Linked DNA regions of Mus musculus: region 2 is linked to region 1. Evidence: chromatin loops called from intact Hi-C (ENCODE). Cell type or tissue: heart. All regions are shown on one strand.

Region 1 (8,000 bases):
GTTTTGTGTTTCTTTTTTCTTTTCTTTTCTTTCTTTTTTTTGGTTTTTCAAGACAGTTTTTTTCTGTAGCTTTTGGTTTGTTTGTTTGTTTGTTTGTTTGTTTTCAAGACAGAGTTTTCTTCTGTAGCCCTGGCTGTCCTGGAACTCACTCTGTAAACCAGGCTGCCCTTGAACTCAAAGATCTGCCTGCCTCTGCCTCCTGAATGCTGGGACTAAAGGTGTGTACCACCACTGCCTGGCTTCAGCAGTGTCTTTTCTTTTCTTTTCTTTTCTTTTTTTTTTTTTAAAGATTTATTTATTATTATATCTAAGTACACTGTAGCTGTCTTCAGATGCACCAGAAGAGGGCATCAGATCTCATTACGGATGGTTGTTAGCCACCATGTGGTTGCTGGGATTTGAACTCAGGACCTTCGGAGGAGCAGTAGGTGCTCTTAACCACTGAGCCATCTCTCCAGCTCGGCAGTGTGTTTTCTTAAACTTCACGATACTCTTAGTTTAATTCCCAGTGCTGGAAAATAACAATCATTACTGCCACCACCACCACTGCCACAATTATAGGTAATCCAGCAGCCAACACAAGCACAATACACATAGCTACGATATCTTTTTCATTTCCTTTTGTGTGGTGAGGCTAAAACCCAGGGCATTCTATCTAAATAATCTACCACTGAGCTACAATCCCCAGCAACCTCCCCCCCAATCATTGTCTCTTCTCTTCTTCCTACTCCTTTGGCCTCCTCTTTCCCTTCCATCCTTCCTGCTCTACTACCTTCACTTCAAGACGGAATCTTATGTTGCTCTGTCTGGCCATGAATTTGCTTAGACAAGTGTCTTATTTAAGGTTTCAGTTGCTGTACTAAAACACCATGGACATAACTTTGGGAGAGAAGGGTTTATTTCTGCTTCCAACTCTCAGGTCATACTCAGTCACTGAGGGACTTTAGGACAGGAACTTAAGGCAGGAACCTGGAGGCAGGAACTGAGGCAGAGGCCATGGAGGGATGCTGCTTACTGGAGTACTCTATAGCTTGCTCAGCCTCTCTCTCTCTTTCTTTCTTTCTTTCTTTCTTTCTTTCTTTCTTTCTTTCTTTCTTTCTTTCTTTCTCCTGATTATATATATATATAATTTTTTATTTTTTTATACAAGCTTTCTCTATGTAGCCCTGGCTGTCCTGGAATTTGCTTTGTAGACCAGGTTGGCCTCGAACTCACAGAGATCCACTTCCCTCTGCTTCCTGAGGAATCCTGCTGGGATTAAAGGCATGCACCACCACTGTTTGACTCAGCCTGCTTTCTTATAGCACCCAGGATCAGGGTTGGCACCATCCACAGTGAGCCGGGCCCTTTCCACATCAATCAGACTTGCTGACAGGAAAATCTAGTGGGAGCATTTTCTCAACCGAGATTCCCTCTTCTAAAATGTCTCTACCTATGTCAAGTTGACATAAACCTAGCCAGCATAACAGGACTGACATGTGACTTTCTATCTTCCTGCTTCTACTTCCCAGGTGCTGGGACTGCAGACCACGTTCCACCATGCCTGATTTCTGAGGGGCTAGGATTGAATGCAGAGCTTTGTGCATTGCTATGTGGTACCAAAGGTACTATATCAGTCCTGATTCTTGCCTGATTCATGAACTTCTCTAGTCTGCCAACTGGAACAATACAACCTGCCAGTCTTCTTTGTGTATAGGTGCACCACTAACTTCTAGAAAGCTGGATGCAATAAGTAGCAAGTGCCACTTGCTTTCATGGTTAGCTTGTAAAACCCCTTCAACGTATGCTTAAACAGCACAGTGCTATACATGTTTCCTGCCTCCTGTGCTGTGTGGCTTGGAGATCCTCTTTTTCTACCACGTGGGCCCCAGAGATCAAGTTATCATCAGGCTGTTCCCCATAGATCCATGTCCCTGTCCCCATTTTTTTTTTTTTTTTTTTTTACTTTTGTTTGGTACAGTCTTTAATGATGTAGTCCTTGGTAGCCTAGACATAAGTAAAACAAGCTGGCCTCAAACTCATGGAGATCCACCTGCTGCTGCCTTCCTAGAGCTGGGATTAAAGGCGTGTACCACTGCGGGGGACCTAAAGAATATTACTATTTATTGTTTTTGAGACAGGGTCTCACTCTACAGTTCTGTCTGCCTTGGAACTTGCTATGTAAACTATGCGGGCCTCAAATCTCCATTCTGCCTCCTGAGTGCTAAGGTTGAAAGTGTGTTCAGCCACATCCATCCTGGGCCTAAGGATTTTTAAAAATTGTTTGCATTGTTTGTGAGTGTGAGTGTGTGTGTGTGTGTGTGTGTGTATGCTCGAGTGCACAAAACACCTTTGGAAATCAGAATAGTCTGGAACTGGAGTTACAGGTGGTTGTGAGCCACCTGAAATAGGTGCTGGGAACCAAATTCAAGTTCTCTGAAAGATTATTGCATGTGCTTAACCACTGAGCTATAGCAACACTCCCAGGTTTAATATTTTAATTTTAATTATTTTTTTTTTTTTAGTCTTTGAGCCTACGTGGCCCTGGCTTGCCTGAACTTCATATGTACACCAGGATGCCTAGATTTGCCTGCATCTGCCTCAAGTGCAGGGAGTAAAGGTCTGTCCCATCATGCCAGGCTCCTGAGTCCTGTTGTAAAAGGTGTGTGCTGCCACGTGTGGCTAGTGTTTTGTTTTTGAGATAGGGTGGGATCAAATTTATTACCTAGTGCAAATGGATTTAATTTTCTGATCCTGCTGCCTCTAACTCTAAAATCTGGGGAAACCCCACTGTAATTGAACCATGTGCAATTGAGCCCTAATGATCCAAATGGATACAGGTGCTCAGAATTTCATGGTAACTAGAAAGTGAAGGGGCTTAGAGTTGTGAAGGAACTAAGGATTATTTAAAAAATTATTTAAATATGTATTTTTATGCTGGGCTTGCTGGTGTACATCTTTAATCCCAGCAGTTCAAGAAGCAGAGGCAGGTGGCCTCTGAGTTCAAGGACAGCCTGATCTACAGAGTTCCTGGACAGCCAGGGCTACACAGAGAAACCCTAACTCATAAAACAACAACAAAGAGGATTTTTATGTGTTTGGGTCTTTTGGCTCCATACATGTCTGTGTTTACCAAAAGCAGGTGTCAGATCTGAAGGTATGAGCTGTCATGTGGATGATGGGAGTCAAACCTAGGGCCTCTGCAGGAGCAACAAGTGCTGTTAACTACAGAGCCATTTCTACAATTCTAGAAGTAAGATTATTTTTTCGAGACAGGGTTTCTTTGTGTAGCCTTGGCTGTCCTAGTGAACCTCCTCCTGTCTCCTCCAGCTTGCTGGGATTAAAGGCCTGTGCCACCATCAACTGCCTAGGATTTTAAAACTAATGTCATTTACTTTAAACCTGACTAGCTGATTTCTCATGGTCTATCGTTTTAAATTTCGTTTTTGAGACGAGGTCTTATGTATTCCAGGCCTTTTTTGAACTTCCTAAGTAGTTGGAGATTACCTTCAACTTACCCTCCTTCCTCCCTCTCTCTAGGGCTTCGGGGTTGTCTGGCAAGCGTGACTTTACAACTGAGCTACAGTCTCTTTCGGTCCTGGCCCTGTCATTTTAGAGATGATTAAAAACTGGGCTTAGAAAAGGTTCAGTCAATCGCCCAAGTCACAAGAGCCCAGGCCCAATCTGACTCTTAACACAGAAGTTTGTGGAGAACCAACCACTCTCCCTTCTGTCCTCTCTCTTGCTGCCCCAAGAGATGAATTTTACCAAAGACTAAAGCGAGGTACAGAGGACCTGGTGGGTCCAGAGAGCAGATAGGGCGGGTCCTCAATCGCCAGATCTTTCCAGGAGGGCAACAGGCCCCGAGGGCTGGCTTGGGCATTCCATTGCACTTGAGAAGGGAGATTGGGAGAGAGCGCAAACTTCCTGAGGAGAGACCACAGGGGTAACCTGAGGAAGAGCTGTCACAGAGCAAGGGCAAGGCAGGTGGAGGAGTTCTCCTCAGGAAGGCCGGCGTCGGCCAGGTTGGGCTCTCCAGAGCCCCTGAGGTAAAAGCCGACTTGAGGCGAAGAGGCGCAGGCAGGCAAGGTGCACGCGTGAGGCCCAGGTGGGAAGTGGCGGCGCCATCGCAAACTTGAACCACCGCGGCGATCCCGGACGAGCAAGCGAGCGAGCGAGCGAGCGAGCGAACGGGTCGGGCGGGCGGGAGGCGCCAGAGGCCGCTGAGGGGAGCCGAGCCGCCCTGGGTGGGGCCGGGAAGGGCCCAGGCCGCGGGCGGCGCCCGGCCACGTGACCCGGCGTGTTGTGGTCCGGCCCGCGTGGGTGGCGGGAGAGGCGCGGGGGCGGGGAGGGGCGGGTCACGTGACGGGGTTTAAATCTCCCGCAGCCGAGCCGCGGGGGCGCCAGTGCCGCGCGTCGAGCGGAGCAGAGGAGGCGAGGGCGGAGGGCCAGAGAGGCAGTTGGAAGATGGCGGACGAGGTGGCGCTCGCCCTTCAGGCCGCCGGCTCCCCTTCCGCGGCGGCCGCCATGGAGGCCGCGTCGCAGCCGGCGGACGAGCCGCTCCGCAAGAGGCCCCGCCGAGACGGGCCTGGCCTCGGGCGCAGCCCGGGCGAGCCGAGCGCAGCAGTGGCGCCGGCGGCCGCGGGGTGTGAGGCGGCGAGCGCCGCGGCCCCGGCGGCGCTGTGGCGGGAGGCGGCAGGGGCGGCGGCGAGCGCGGAGCGGGAGGCCCCGGCGACGGCCGTGGCCGGGGACGGAGACAATGGGTCCGGCCTGCGGCGGGAGCCGAGGGCGGCTGACGACTTCGACGACGACGAGGGCGAGGAGGAGGACGAGGCGGCGGCGGCAGCGGCGGCGGCAGCGATCGGCTACCGAGGTGAGTCCGCGCGCGCTGCCGCGCAGCCGCGTCCCTCCGCGTCCCCGCCTGTGACCCGGTCCCAGGTTGCCCAGGGCCCCGAGAGCTCCGCGGGCTCCGCGGCGGCGGCGGCGGCAGCGGCGCAGCTCGGCCCTGGCTCGGCCGCGCGCCGCCGAGCTCGCCGGCCCTGCTGCGGAGCCGCGCGCGGACTCGCCGCTCGCCTGGGCCGCCTTGCGCTGCTGCGCGCAGTCGCCGGGACCGCGGTTCTCGCAGTTTGGCGTTAGAGTGAAGTTTTCCCTCCCTCGGTTTGGTTTCCCTCCCGATGCGCCTTTAGTGAAGTTATAGTTTTCCTCACTGCACACTTTGCTTTGCGACTTTGGGGCTGTCCCGTGGATCGACATGCGATTTCGTTTTGCAAACTGACACCTGTGTTGCTTTTTTTTTTTTTTTTCTTTTTTGGATAGACCTATGTCTTTTTTTGAAGTTAGAAATTTTAATACACCAAAGCTATTTCTTGAGACACAGTCTAAAAAATGTAAGGAAATGGCTATTCCTAAAAATGTTGCTTTTCTGCGATTGCATTTATCACTTCGATATAGAGGAGTTATAGTTGTACTGTACTTTCGTAAGTTTTCTTTTCCTTTCAAAATCATGCTCGCAACATTTTTAGATTAACAAACCTGAAACAAACCTGCTTGGTTTTGCCCTATTGACGCCAAACGTTTGGGTTACTTTTTTGTTTTGTTTTTGTAATAATGCCACTTATCGTCTTCCTGAAAAGCTTTGTACAGAATTTATCAGAGTCTGTCAGTGCCCTTGTAGATGTTTGTGGCTCGTATAATGGTGCCATGAATTAAAAAACAACAAAACGTGTTAGGGACTGAAATAGGAAATGACCCTTGATGTCAGGTATTAAAGGGGAAACAAGTCGCATAAAGTATGCTTCGTGTTCTTTAAATCATACATTTACTAACACCCAGTGGCTGAAGCAGGTAGATTGCTACTTGAAAGGGCTACGGAAAGAGACTTTCTCTGGTTGGGGCAGTGAGAACACAGCCAGGGATTGATTTTTATCTCAGTGATATTTAGAAGTAATTTCTATTTGATGCATTTCATGAAGTTGTATTTCTTTGTCCTGGGCATGGAACCCTGAGCTGCTTTTGTAGGGCTACACAGATTTTATTTGTGTGTGTGTGTGTGTGTCTTCATTTTGGATTTTTTGAGGTAGGGTCCCTGTTTAGCCCAGGCTGGTCCGGAACTCACTATTTTATATATGTCAGGCTGGTTTCCAATGTCTGTGCCTTCCAGGTGCTGGAGTTACAGATGTGTGTGCTTCTGTGCCTTTCTGGTTTTTTGTTTTTGTCTCAAGAACCTGTGTGTGTCTCACCATACAGGCCAAACGGGCCTCAAAGTACCTGGGATTGCAGGTGTGGACCGCAGGGCCCAGCTGGGGATTGTCTGAGCCGCAGCCTTTTGATCTCTTTGACAGACAACCTCCTGTTGACCGATGGACTCCTCACTAATGGCTTTCATTCCTGTGAAAGTGATGACGATGACAGAACGTCACACGCCAGCTCTAGTGACTGGACTCCGCGGCCGCGGATAGGTATGCTTCAGGCATGTGCATCTTTGAAACAATTGCAAACTTCCTTCATTCCTTCCGTCCTTCTGTCCGTCCTTCCTTTTTGAGACAAGATATTTTATAGCCCAAGCTAGTTAAGCTACTCTGCAGTCTCTGCCCAGCCTCTGGAGTACATCACAACCAAAGCTCTTTTTGACTTACTCTTCCTTCTCTCTTTTCTTGATTTTTTTTTTTTTTTTTTTTGACATTTTCATCTATCCTATGATGGCTTTAAACTTGTGGAGTCTAGGATGTAAGGATGACATTGATATCCTGACTTTACCAGCAGTCCAGAGTGCTGGGATTATAGGTGTGCTGTATGTACCATGTCCGTTTGTCAGTGCCTGAGGTTAGGTCCTCACCTCTTTTCTTCTGTACATTGTTTTTGCTTTCTGTGTACAGCCTTTGGGGGTTTTGCTTGCTTGTTTTGTTGTGGTTGTTGTCGTTCGTCTGCTTGCTTGTTGAGACAGGAACACGTATAGCCTAGACTGGCTTGAACTCATTGGCTGGGTAGCCAGCCAGCACATATTAGCCTTGAATTTCTGATCTTGTGTCTAAATGCTGGGGATTATAGTTATTTGGTACCACCCCAACAGCTGCTTTTGTACCAACTTTAAATTCTCTGTCACCTTTACCATTTAGATTTAGTTGCTCAGGTATTGGTAAGATTTTTTTTTTCTTGGCCTCCTGCATGGTAATCCTTGAGTCGCTCACCACGTCCTCCCATCTAAGGCAGTCAGAATACCTAGACAGTCCAGGCAGTAGTGGCAGGCATCTTTAATCCTAGCACTCAGGAGGCAGAGGCAGGAGAATCTTGAGTTCTAGGCCAGCCTGATCTACAGAGCAAGTTCCAGGAGAGCCAGGGCTACACAGAAACCCTGTCCCCAACCAACCAACCAAAAAAACCCCTTAGACTTAAGCACACCCTCCCCAAACTGAATTAGTCAGATCTTGTTAGGGATATGACATGAAATACATATAAATTGTATTCTTTGCATAAAAATGTATATATTGCTAACTCATTGCTTGAAAAAATAGCTTTTTATTAGAAGTGGAATTGATGTGAGTCTTTCTTCCCTTAATATAGGTCCATATACTTTTGTTCAGCAACATCTCATGATTGGCACCGATCCTCGAACAATTCTTAAAGATTTATTACCAGAAACAATTCCTCCACCTGAGCTGGATGATATGACGCTGTGGCAGATTGTTATTAATATCCTTTCAGAACCACCAAAGCGGAAAAAAAGAAAAGATATCAATACAATTGAAGATGCTGTGAAGTTACTGCAGGAGTGTAAAAAGATAATAGTTCTGACTGGAGCTGGGGTATGTAAGACGCAGAAAAACAGTAAAGAGAAAGCTAGTAGATATTCCTTTTCCAGCTAACTTTTTCTGCTCTTGATGTAGCCTTTGTTCATAAAAACTGAAGAGAGCCTCATTTGTTAAACTAGTTCAGTGTTTTGAAAAGTTTGACAACTTTAAAGATTTGTATATTTATAGAACAATTGGTAAGTGGAATTATGGTTTATTTTTTTGTTTTTATTT
Region 2 (8,000 bases), 88 kb before region 1:
TGCGTTTAGTCTCTGGTAGGTGAGTGCGGTTCCTTAAGGGCAACTGTCACTTGAGAATGGATGCTCGGGATAAAGAACAAAAATTATGCACCTCAAAAATATTCTGTAGTGTTGAAGAGATGGCCAAGTGGGTAAAGAGCTTCCTGCGCATGCGTCAGATCCTGACTTCAGCTCTCCAGCAACCCAACAACCCCGGAGCTGGGCATGGAGTAGAGACTAGCCCCTGGAGGTGGGCAGAGCAGCTTGCTGGCCAACCAATCAAACCAATGTGAAGAAGAATGCCCCCTACAGGCTCGCATATGTGAAGGCTTGATCCCCAGTTAATGGAACTGCTTTGGAAAGGATGAGGAATTGTGACCTTGTTGGAGGAGGCATGTCACCAGGAGTGGGCTCTGAGGGCCCAGTTAGTGTCAGTCTCTCAGTCTCTCTTCCTCTCTCCCTCCCTCTCTCTGCCTCCAACTTTCAGATAAGATGTCCGCTCTCAGCTACTGCCTCAGTGCCATGCCAGCCTGACTGCTTCCATGCTCCCCACCATGATGGCCACAGACTCACGCTCTGAACTGTAAGTCCCTATGAAATGCTTTCTTTAATAAGTTGCCTAGGTCACAGTGTTTCTTCCCAGCAACTGAGACCAGATGAGTTCAAGAGGCAGTGGGAGACTACCTCAGAATATATCAGATGAGAAAACATTTTTAAATAAGGGTCAGAGAGTGAAAGGGAAAGATTCCTAAAATCATCTCTGACCCAAACACACACCATATATGAGTAGGCACCCAAACACCACACACACACACACACACACATCTGATCTGTTAGTTTGCTTACTGTCATATCAGTCTTCCTTATTTATTCCACTGTACTAGAGATTAACAAAGGACAATGAAGATTAAAAAGAACTTCAAACTGTAGATAACAAATCATGGGACCTTCACTTAATTTTAATTTTTAAAGAGACTGTCTTGCTCAGGTTGGAATACAGTGATTATTCACATTTAACTGATCTAACTACATTTAACTGATTTAACTACTATTTAAACTAATTTTGCATGTTGTAACTTTGAATCTCCCGTTTATTAACTATATAGCCTTTCCCAAAAAACTCATGGGCCAGTGTCCCCTGGAAAAATGACAGGCTTAGAACAGCCCTTAATGTTTCTTCCTTTATGATTTATATGATTTTATAAAATGTCCCCACAGGCCTCAACAAAATGGATTTGATGCCTTTTTGTTTTGTATTGTATTTTGAGTAGCGCAGGCTGTCCTAAAACTCACTCTGTAGACCAGGCTGGCCTCGAACTCAGAGATCCACCTGCCTCTACCTCCTGAGTGCTGGGATTAAAGGTGTACATGTAGAATCAGAGAACAAGATAAGCAACACCCTATTAGGCTTAGCAGGGTTAATTGGGACAAAAAAGCCACGAGTGATTGTCACAAACAGGACCAAAGTGATGCCATTTGATCTGGGGCTCCTACTGTACCCCAGCTGATCACCTTGAAATTTTTACCCTAGGGGTTCCCGGGATACCACCCGGGATACCACAGCGCACGGTCTGTCACGTGCCAGCACCGTTACTAAAGAGGGAGGTCTCAAGAAAGTCCACACACCTATCAGGAGGTCGCTCGACACCTCGGCTTCCGGCCTCCTCCTGAGAAACCTGCGCTCAGCCTCCGGGCGGGGAATTCAAACAGGGAGGACGGGGTGAGGGTAGAAGCTGCGCATGCGCGCTGCGGTGGCCTCCCACCCGCGAGCCGCCGCGCTTCCGACGGCCGTCCGACGGGTTTGAGCGCGTCCACGAGGCCACGCAAAAAAAAATCACGCAGGGCGGCTCCCACGTTCGCGCTGAAGGGTAACGAACGCAGAGCTAACGCGCACCGGAGAGAGCCGCGACTTCCGAGCGGGCGAGCCCTCCACACGCAGCGAGACAACCCTATGGTTCACGGCCATCCCGTAACGCCGCTGGGAAAGCGGGAGGGCAAAAGCCAGGTCTGCGACCAGAAACCAGGTTAGGCGGCAGATCCCCGAACACAGCGAAGGACCGAGTTCTAGGACCCGGACGCGCCCCCTTTTCTTTTTCTCCGCGTCCTCGCGGAAACTTCAGCCACTCCACGTCCCAGGCGCCTCAGCCTACGGAGCTGCAAGCCGCTGCAGGCCCCGCCTACTCTCAGCGCTGGCGCGCGTGCACTGGCTGATACCCTAAAGTGTCTCCGCCTTCGTCCTTTCTCCGTAGCAGCGATGGCCGAGTGGTTAAGGCGTTGGACTTGAAATCCAATGGGGTCTCCCCGCGCAGGTTCGAACCCTGCTCGCTGCGGAAGCGGGTGCTTCACTTTTTTTTTTTTTTTTTTTTTTCATACAACATTACTACTTCAATTCTTAATGTACCCGCCGCTTGTCCTGTATCTGCCAGATAAAAATCTACGGAATGGTTTAAGGTACCAAAGAACATTAAATGTCAGTGCTGTGAGCTCCCCTACTCATAACGTGGGAAGAAATCTTCTCCCCTAAAAGCAGCTTTAAAAATCTTGATGTTAACACGAAGGCCAGGCTCGAAAGATAGAAATATGAACGCTGAAACTTCTAGCGTAAAGTCCTGGGCTTTCCCAGGATGGCAAGCTATCGTCCAAACTAAGGGCATCTTTTCCCTCCTCCGAAAAACTCCAAAGTGCTGTGAGCCGGGAAGCTTTTCTAAAATAACTCTACTTAGAATGTACGCTAAAGTCCACATAATGGAACGCCTTTTGACGCAGGTCTCACTGTATCCATTTGCCTAGTTAAATCCTATATTCCTGGGCTCCAGTCATCTGCCCAGAGCACTGAGATCCCAGAGAAGCCAGCGGTACCCAGACACCGGCGGCTTGAAAGGATGCTAGTGGTGTAGTTGCGTTGCCAAGTGCAAAACTTATCATCACGGGTCGGAAACGCTCCCTGGTGTTGTGTAGCTCTTTCTCCTAACGGCAGGAGAGAGGTTTGAGAAGCAGGAAGCAAGGGAAAATCACAAAGCCCAGGAGGCTGAGAGAGCAACAGTTGGAGGGGAGAGGATTCTGGTGGAGCTGTCTGCAAGTTGAGCAGGGAGCCCCTCAGGAGAGACCCTGACCTGTAGAGGAAATGTCGAGAAAGAGAAAGCAATGAGTGAATGGAGGCTGAAGAGAAACACGCTAAACCACTCGCAGACGTTATTATCTCCAACTGTTAAGATATGAGGACGGTTTGATTGTTTTAATAGATTTTGCTTGACTGAGATTCTAGAATGTAATATCGCTTCAGTATGACGTTTTAAATAAGAAAACTATGAGGGTCACCTTAGGGACCGTGCACACCCAAGGCTCCTTCCTGTTCACCACTCAAATGACAGGAAATTTGGTTTTTTTTTTTTTTTGAGACAGGGTTTTTCTGTGTAACCCTGGCTATCCTGGAACTCACTCTGTAGGCTTCGAACTCAGAAATCCACCTGCCTCTACCTCCCAAGTGCTGGGATTAAAGGCATGCGCCACCACTGCCCGGCACTATCTATTTTTCTAAGATATATTTATTTTATTTATATGAGTACGCTGTAGCTGTCTTCAGACACACCAGAAGAGGGCATCAGATCCCATTACAGATGGTTTTGAGCCACCATGTGGTTGCTGGGAATTGAACTCAGGACCTATGGAAGAGCAGTCAGTGCTCTTAACTGCTGAGCCGTCTCTCCAGCCCATAGCTATCTATTTTGAGATTGAATTTTGCTATGCAGCTCTGGCTGCCTAAAAGTCTCTATGCAGAACACGCTAGCCTCAAACTCACGGAAATCCACCTGCCTTTTCCCCCAAGTACTGGGATTAAAAGGTCTGTGCCACCATGATCAACTTTTTTTTTAAATTTCATGTATACATGTATATATAGGAGTGTGTGTGTGTGTGTGTGTGTGTGTGTGTGCGTGTGCACATATACCTCGTGTATTTAAAAGGTTATGTGCTGCTCAGACTCCATTTCCCTACTTGTGATGCTATGGTCAACCTATCACAACTGGTGGATCCTGAGAGAGGAGGGGAGGCCAGAACAGCTGGGAGTGATTTTAGGTTCGGGGTGGAAGCCGAGAAAACTCACTTCAGATACAGAAGCTTAAAAAGGAAATTTTATTTTCTGAGCACTTAGGAATTGCAACAGCAATTCAGGATCTGAACTGAGTTCCTGAAGGGAGATTGTACAACAGTTTTATAGGATGGGAACACAAAGTGAGGGGGGAGGAGCTGGAGAGAGCTGCAGTGGTATCTTGTGTCTTGACATTATGGGTTAAGCAAAGGAGTACCCACTGGAGACTTGTTTGACCCTGCTCGTAAGGTCCTTGAGATGGCTGGACACAGACAGCTGACTCCTTACACATTGTCCCTGAGATATCTGGGCTCAAACAGCTGTTTACAACAGAAGCTCTTGAGCTCTAGGGAAGTCCCCAGCTCCCCCGGGGCCTGGGACCTTGAATGTAGTTTCTCCCTCTGATTAAACGGGGTCTGAAAAGACAATAATAGTACTTAAAATAAGTTTCTTTTGCTTGATCCCAACAGCTAAACCGCAGGCGGCAGTGAGCATGGCGACCCAGTGAGACGGCTCAGTTTCCTCAGGGAACGAAAGATATTTAAACCTTTGAGGGGTGAACAGGGGTCATGGGTGAGAGTACATCATTGGCCAGGCAGGGCTAGGATGCTAGGAATGCCTCATTTGCGTAAGGAGGAATTGCAGATGCTATTGGACACAACCTTATAAGGGGAGAGGAAGTTTAACCTGGCTACTGGCTACATGACCTCTGGAACAGGGGAGGGGCAAAAGTTGGGGCACAGGGCTATGTGCACCACGACTTGCAGGCCCGGGGCAGGAGTCAACAATTCTAACCCTCTGATCTCAGGATGAGATTTTCCAGTGTAAGGGTCCGTGGTTCACTGAAGAATAATATCCCTGACTCAAATAGTATGTAAAAACAAAGTGTGTTTTATTCTGCAGAAGTCCACCATGCTAGGGTTTACCATTACCAAGATAGAGATACCCAAGTGAGCTTGCAGGCCTGATTTAAAGCACACTAGGGAATTCCGGGGTAGGTGACTTCTATGTTAATCCATTGGGTCCATCTCTACGGACATTCCATTACCAGGATGTGGGGGTCTGGAAACTTGCTGAGGAGGTCTGGAAACTGCCGCTGACCCATTGTCCTTGCCTCAGGTCAGGTGGCAGAGACATTCCATTACCTGGGCGTGAAAGCTGGAGTTTTATATTCATACCCTTCCCAAACAACACACTCTTGCAAAACATTGCATGCCCTTTATCCTGGCAGCTTCAAGAAAAACACCACATGTCTGTTCTCAGCAAAACAGCCTCCCTAACCCCTACCCATCTTCTCAGAGAGCAACTTCCAGAAAAATATCACATGACACAATTGAGTCTCTTAAATAAATAAATAAGTAAATAAATAAATAAATAATAAATTTCCACTTCAAGGCAAGCACATACAGACCTGTAGCTCACTAACTTTGCCTCCCTAACAGCAGTTCCCTGGTCTCGTGTCACTTGGATGGCGCCTCCCTCTTCAGTAAGCAAGGGAGAATTTCCTAGAAAACACTAACAAGTGGAGGCTGTAATTCAGTGCACACCTAGTGTAGCCGCTGGTGGCCACGGGTTACTGAGTTCCGGAAAGGAAAGATGGGGTTGGGTAGAGGCTGCAAGAGAAATATCGAGCCAAGACAAAGTTCTCCAATCAAGACCCAGTGTTTACTTATGAGTCTGAGCTGGTGGCTACAGTGTATAGCTGGGACTACAGACACTGCACCCAGCTAGAAATCTTAATTTATAGCAAGGCAAACTAGAAACCCTTTTTGTTAAGTGATTTGCTTAGTGAATAAATGACAATAGGTCTCCATTAGAGATGGTTCTCTCTCATCTCACCCTGCCACGAGGGGTCCCTTCCTGGAAGACACCGGGTGTAATTTTCAGTTTTTCTTTCAGTGTATTTTATATTTATTTCTAAAATATTATATCTTTATGTATTTTGCCTGCATTTATGTCTGTGCACCACATGCATACAAGTATCCACAGAGACCAGAAGAGGACATCAGATCCTTTTGAAGTAGAGTTCCAGGTGGCTGTTAGCCATCATGTGGGTGTTGAGAACTGAACCTGGGTCCTCTGGAAGAGCAGCAAACACTCTCTGGCCTCTACAACCGTCATGTTTTGTTTTGTTTATAGGTTGTTTTGTTGTTGTTGTATTCTAGTTTTATTATATAGTTCTGGCTGTCCTGGGAATAAATTTGTAAACCAGGCTGGCCCCAAACTCACAGAGATCCACCTGAGTGCTGAGATTAAAGGTGTGTGACACTACCCCACACACATCTCTATGCACACCTGAGAACATACACAAGTGTCAGCGTACCAGTTGTTTTGAACTTAGCTTTCCTCCTTTAGACATCCCGTCTTTCTATTCCAAGAGCTTGTTCCTTAGAAGTGGCTCGGCTCACGCAAATGCCGATAGAGCTCGCTGAGTCAGAATGGACAGAACATAATTTATTCAACCAAGTCCTTGTTGATGACCGTGAAAGCGGATTCCGGTGTTTTGATTTTAAAACAAACAAAAATAATGCGGCGGGGTGCGCAGGGGAACTCAAAGAAATTGTGACATTTATACAGTTAAACATGACATTTTCTAATTTTATTAACAATTCAATATGTCCCGGCAACATTATCTGTGACCACAGCCTCTGCCCATCCAAATGCCACCCTGGGTGTAGTAGTGGCTGCCTCTGGCTCAGGAATGGAATGCAAAAGGAATAAGTAAGGGAGAAAACTGATTCCTGGAAGTTGTGCTCTAAGTGTAGCATTCATGTGGACACACACGCACACATGCACACACACATAAATATGGAAATGTAATTTTAAATTTTTTAGAAAGAAACCCATTGTGGTGGTTTGAATGAGCAATGTCCCCACAGGCTCGGGTATCCAAACACTTAGTTCCCAGTTGGCAGTGCTGTTTGGTGAAGTTTAGGACATGGGGTCTTGATGGAAGAAGGACAACCCTGTGAGTTTTGTCATGTTTCCTCACCACAGTAGACTCCTTTTTTTTTTAAGGATTTATTTATTTATTATGTATACAGTGTTCTTCCTGTATGTATGCCTGCAAGCCAGAAGAGGGCACCAGATCCCACTACAAAGGTCTGTGAGCCACCATGTGGTTGCTGGAAATTGAACTCAGAACAGCCAGTGCTCTTAACCTCTGAGCCATTTCCCCAGCCCCACAGTAGACTCTCATCCCTCCAGATAAACAGAAATAAATTCTTTCTCCCATAAATTGCCTTTGGTCATAGCATCTCACCATAGCAACAAGAAAAGAGCTACTAACCAGTTATTTTGTATGCCAACAACAACAACAAAAAAAAGATATATTTAGAAAAAAGTACATCACACATTTTGAGAAGGAAAGAAAAGTGAGCAGGAAGGAGAGAGAGATGAAGGGAAGTGATGGCTCAGTGGTTAAGAGCACTGACTGTTCTTCCAGAGGTCATGAGTTCAAATCCCAGCAACCACATGGTGGCTCACAACCATCCTAATGGGATCTGATGCCCTTTTCTGGAGTGTTTGAAGACAGCTACAGGGTACTCACATACAAAAAAGAAAGAAAAGAAAAGAAACAAGATTAGACAAAGCAAGAGGAAGGAAAGAAAGGAGATTCAAGGAAGCGGCAGAAATGGGGCTAGGAAGCGAGTCAGCTGGAAACGGTTCCTGTCGGGTTGGTCTGGTGCTGCTTGTTTTCAGATGCTGAATTCTGTACCTCTATCTGCTTGCTCTGAGATGAGCAGATCCTCCGGACACAGGCTACTGCTATCTAAACCTTGTTGCCCAAGTTATCCCTGATTGGTTAATTAAGATGCCTACAGCCTGGGCTGAGTAAAAGAGATGGTGGTGGAGGGAGGTTCCTGGGCTTTGGGTTGGGGAGAGACCAGGGAGCAGAGGAAGGGGAAAAGAAAGGAGTGGTCATAGGGTTAGG

The links. Peaks named below come from ENCODE experiments on the same cell type or tissue, not always from the same donor. Only the 100,000 strongest peaks of a DNase experiment are listed, where the experiment ranks them.
Region 2: a loop joins it to region 1, with 13 times the contacts of the local background. A loop is called at or near these places in 3 of 42 quality-filtered maps.

What each region holds. Positions count from the first base shown.
Region 1 is chr10:63,335,417-63,343,416 of GRCm38, reverse strand. It overlaps Sirt1 (sirtuin 1), which reads left to right and starts at 4,382. Exons shown (of 9, transcript NM_019812.3): 1 at 4,382-4,852; 2 at 6,321-6,437; 3 at 7,540-7,781. The coding sequence starts at 4,447. RefSeq lists a promoter at 3,818-4,446. In heart, a CTCF peak has its summit at 4,406; DNase peaks (open chromatin) are centred at 4,326 and 4,966; H3K4me3 peaks cover 3,184 bases; H3K27ac peaks cover 1,686 bases.
Region 2 is chr10:63,423,785-63,431,784 of GRCm38, reverse strand. n-TStga3 (a tRNA gene) reads left to right here and starts at 2,228; the gene lies at 2,228-2,309. It also overlaps a transcript of Ctnna3 not described here. In heart, CTCF peaks have their summits at 3,570 (motif pointing right) and 7,147 (motif pointing right); DNase peaks (open chromatin) are centred at 1,654, 2,184 and 2,874; H3K4me3 peaks cover 2,218 bases; H3K27ac peaks cover 2,027 bases.